2 separate regions of the Homo sapiens genome follow, and region 2 is linked to region 1. Evidence: chromatin loops called from intact Hi-C (ENCODE). Cell type or tissue: GM12878. All regions are shown on one strand.

The links. A loop is a pair of places that touch in the nucleus more often than their neighbours do. Peaks named below come from ENCODE experiments on the same cell type or tissue, not always from the same donor. Only the 100,000 strongest peaks of a DNase experiment are listed, where the experiment ranks them.
Region 2: it touches region 1 in a loop (5-fold over the local background); 6 of 110 quality-filtered maps call a loop at or near these places.

The regions. Positions count from the first base shown.
Region 1 is chr13:61,246,640-61,249,139 of GRCh38, forward strand. No RefSeq gene overlaps it. Among named protein-coding and RNA genes, the nearest start is that of MIR3169, 48 kb to the left of the region's middle. RefSeq lists an enhancer at 906-955. In GM12878, a CTCF peak has its summit at 1,068; a DNase peak (open chromatin) is centred at 1,142; H3K27ac peaks cover 737 bases.
Region 2 is chr13:61,122,804-61,125,303 of GRCh38, forward strand. No RefSeq gene overlaps it. Among named protein-coding and RNA genes, the nearest start is that of MIR3169, 76 kb to the right of the region's middle. In GM12878, no CTCF peak of the experiment used is centred here; a DNase peak (open chromatin) is centred at 993.

The sequences.
Region 1 (2,500 bases):
TGTCATTTCAGCCATTTCAATGGGTTAGAAACCATTGTTCTGGGACTAGTGTGTTTGTTTGGAGGTAAGAAGACACTAGCTTTTGAATTGCCAGAATTCTTGCACTGATTTTTCTCATCTGAGAGGGCTTTTGTTTTATTAACTGTGACACAAAATGAGTATAATCAGCTCGCTTCATTTCTGGGTGCTTTCAGAGGTCTAAGGCTCTGTACAGGATCTTTATTCGTGAACAAATTTTTGCCTTAGGTTTCAGGCACTGTATACTGGCAAAATATTTTTGGTGTTGTAATTTGGTCTGGTATCCAGTAAATGGCACTTAAGAGTGATGGCTGGCAGATAGGCTCTTATTCAGCCATGTGGCTCTTTTGTATTTCTGTAGTATGCTCTGTGGTGTGAGGCAGAGAGGGAGAATTCCCTCATTAGGTCTGTTCCAGGGCCTTGGAGGAACCCCTGCCCATCACTGGCACCATGCCTACATTTCCTTTGTTAGGTGCTTCATGACATGGGGTACCCTCAGACAGAGGCCACAGCTAGCGGACAGGGCATACTCTTTTTAAACTGGTTCTGCAGAAGGAGGCATGGCCCTCTCCCCTGTCAGTTCATGAACCCAGGCGTCTCATCCCATTCAGTGTTCTGGGTGTAGGAGCCCCTCCCCTCCTTGGGTGCTGCCCAAGCCAGAGAGTCTTTCCTGGCTATGGAGTTACCCCATGCACTGTCTGGGTGTTTCCTGGAGGAACACAGGGCTGTGTTCCCCAGCAGAGTTCAGGCAGGAGAGCGGCTGCTGTGCTGGAAGCCCGAGGTGGCAGGTCCCACCTGGCTAGTAGCCGTGGGGTTGGGAGGAATTGCCCAGTCTACTTTCTGGATTTTTTCCAGGGGAACACAGAACTGTGCCCATTGGCAGAGTTCAGGCAGTAGAGTGGCTGCTGCACTGGAAGCAGGAGAAGAGCCTTGTTGGGCAGGGAGGAGTGGAGCAGTCTGACTGCTCCTCCAGCACTGTGACTGCCTCTATTGGTATTATGGCAGCTGGCCCTGGGCTGCCGAGGAGTCTAAGGCCTGTGGGGCCCCCTGTGGTCTTGAGTGATACCTCTTCAGAAACTCTGGGCAGATCTCTGTATTGGTCTAGAGGCCTGCTGGGGTTGTGAAAGAGGATTCTTTCATTCTCAGTATTGCACAGGTCCCTGTGGGAAATGTGGATTCCCTGGGGGCTCTTACTCTCTCACCCTTTCCACATGTTGGGGAGCTTCTCCTAGCTCTGTACCAGTCCTGAGTGGGCACCTGCCCTGCTTTACTCTTCTCTGTCACCCATGTATTCTCTTGCCCCCTTGATGTGTCCTGATGTGGTTTATTAAACGATTCACCATAAAACTTAGTATTTGCTCAGCACTTTGTTTCCTTTCCATGACAGCAGTCCACATGAGCTGCTTTTAGTTAACCATTTCGAATCTGTCTCCCCTCCTTTTTTTTCTTTTTTTTGACAGAGTCTCACTCTGTCTCCCAGGCTGGAGTGCAGTGGCGTGATCTAGGCTCACTGCAACCTCTGCCTCCCGGGTTCAAGCGATTCTCATGCCTCAGCCTCCGAGCAGCTGGGTTTACAGGCTTGTGCCACCATGCCCAGCTATTTTTTGTATTTTTAATAGAGACAGAGGTTTCACTGTGTTGGTCATGCTGGTCTTGAACACCTGACTTCAAGTGATCCGCTTGCCTCAGCTTCCCAATGTGCTGAGATTACAGGCATGAGCCACCACACCCAAGTCTCTTTCATTTCTTAATACAAATTATTGCATTGTTGTAAACTTGATATATGCTTATTATTTTTAGTTTTTCCACATTTATTGAGGTATAATTAACAAGGGAAATTGATTATATTTATGGTGTACAATGTGATATCTTGATATACCTAAACACTGTGAAATGATTACCACGATAGAGCTAATTAACATATCCATCACTTCAAATAGATAACTTATTTTTCTGTGTGTGGTGAGAATATTTAAGATTTACTCTCTAAGCAAATTTTGAGTATACAATTGCTATGGTCTGAATGAATCCCCCCAAATTTATGTGTTGAAACATAATCGCCAATGTGCTAGTATTAAGAAGTGGGACATTTAGCAGGTGGTTAAGTCATGAGGATGGAGCCTCATGAATGGAATTAGTGATCTTATAAATGTTCAGGAAGGAACTAGCATCATCCCCTTTCACCCTTCTGTACCATCTTCCACAGGATTTTTCCCTCAGAGGGACATAGCAACAAGGCACCATCTTGGGGCAGGCAGCAGCCCTCATCAGATACTAACTGTACGGGCACCTTGATCTTGGACTTTCTTGCCTCCAGATAGTGGGAAATAAATTTCTGTTGTTTTTTAAATTACCCAGTCTGTAGTAATTTGTTACAGTAACACAAAGACAACAATACAGTGTTATTAACTGTAGTCATCGTGCTTCACATTACTCCAGAATTTATCCATCCTGCATAACTGAACCTCTGTAGACTTAGACC
Region 2 (2,500 bases), 120 kb before region 1:
TCATCTATATGGTCCAGTGATTTCTGACAAGGGTGCCACAACTATTCAATGGGGGAAAGGACAGACTTTTCAACAAATGGTGCTGGGAAAACTGGATATCCACATGCAAAAGAATGAATTTGGACTTTTTTTTTTTCTTTTTTTTTTTTTATGTTAATTTATTTATTTATTTATTTATTTTTTTAATTTTTTTTTTAATTATACTTTAAGTTTTAGGGTACATGTGCACATTGTGCAGGTTAGTTACATATGTATACATGTGCCATGCTGGTGCGCTGCACCCACTAACGTGTCATCTAGCATTAGGTATATCTCCCAATGCTATCCCTCCCCCCTCCCCGAATTTGGACTTTTACCTAATGCCATATGCAAAAATAAACCAAAAATAGATCAAAGAATTAAATATAAACATAAAAGTATAAAACTCTTACAAGAAAACAGAGGCCAAAAGCTCTATGACGTTTGATTTGTCAACATTTTCTTGAATATGACACTGAAGGTACAGGCAACAACAACAAAAATACAAATTGGACTTCATAAATTTTTTTTAAATTGTACATTATAAGAAAATATCAACAGAATGAAAAAGCAACCCACAGAATGGGAAAAACATATTTGCAAATAATATATGTGATAAGAGATTAATATCCAGAACATATTGAGAACTCCTGAAACTCAACCAAAATCACAAACAATCCAATGCAAAAATGGGCAAAGGACTTTTCGAAATAGACATTTATCCAAAGAAGATACACAAATGATATATCTCCAAAGAATATGATATATTCCTCAAAAAGGTATATTCTCCAAATGAGATATACAAATGGCCAATAAGTACATGAAAAGATGCTCAGCATCACAAATCATTAGGGAAATGAAACTGAAAACCACAATGAGATGCCATCTCACACATTAGGATGCCTAATATCAAGAAAACAGAAAATGAGTGTTGGGGAAAATGTGGAAAGACCGGAACCGTTGAGCAGTATTGGTGTGAATGTGAAAAGGCACAGCTGCTGTGGAAAATAGTGTAGTTCCTAAAAAAGTTAAAAACAGAATTACCATATGACCCAGAAATTCTGCTTCTGGATGTATAACCGAAAGGAATGGAAAGCAGAGTCTGGAAGAGATATTTGTACACCTATGTTCATAGCATTATTCACAATAGCTAAAAAGTCTAAGCAGCTCAAATGTCCACTAACACAGGAGTCCCCAACCCCTGCACCACAGACCAATACTGGTCAGTGGCCTGTTACGAACCAGGCCACACAGCAGGAGGTGAGCAGCAGGCAAACAAGCTTTACCACATGAGCTCTGCCTTCTGTCACATCAGCAGCAGCATTAGTTTCTCATAGGAGCGTAAACCTGATGGTGAACTGCACATGTAAGTCATCTAGGTTGCATGCTCCTTATAAGAATCTAATTCATGCCTGATTAATACCTGATAATTTGATGATCTGAGGTGAAACAATTTCATCCTGAAACCATCCCCTCCGTCTGTGAAAAAATTGTCTTCCACAAAGCTGGTCCCTGGTGCCAAAAAGATTGGGGACCACTGCACTAACAGATGAATGGATAAATAAAATGTGGTATATATAATCAATGGAAAATTAATGAGCTTTGAAAATAAATGAAATCCTGACATTTATGACAACATGGATAAATCTGGAGGGCATTAGACTAAGCAAAATAAGTCAGGCACAAAAGAGTAAATGCTGTATGATTCCACATATATGAGACACTTAAAGTAGGTCAAATTCATAGAGACAGAAAGGAAAATGATGGTTGCCAGGGACTGGGGTAAAGGGAAATAAGGAATTATTGTTGAATGGGTATAAAGTTTCATTTTTTCAAGATGAAATTATATAGATTATGGTAAATTCATAAAATTATGAATATATTTAATACTACTAAACTATAAACTTTAAAAATGGTTAAGATAATAAAATTTGTTATGTGTATTTTACCACACTTTAAGAAATCAGGGACAATTTTTTTTTTTTTTTGAGACAGGTTGTATTAGTTTGTTTTCATGCTGCTGATAAATACATACATGGGACTGGGAAGAAAAAGAAGTTTAATTGGACTTATAGTTCCACATGGCTGGGGAGAACTCAGAATCATGGCAGGAGGTGAAAAGCACTTCTTACATGGTGGCAGCAAGAGACAATGAGGAGGAAGCAAAAGCAGAAACCCCTGATAAACCTATCAGATCTCATGAGACTTACTCACTATCATGAGAATAGCATGGGAAAGACTGGACCCCATAATTCAATTACCTCTCCCTGGGTCCCACCCACAACATGTGGGAATTCTCTGAGATACAATTCAAGTTGAGATTCGAATGGGGACACAGCCAAACCATATCATTCTGCCCCAGTCCCTCCAAATCTTATGTCCTCACACTTTAAAACCAGTCATGCCTTCCCAACAGTCACCCAAAATCTTAACTCATTTCAGCATTAACCAAAGTCCATAGTCCAAAGTCTCATCTGAGACA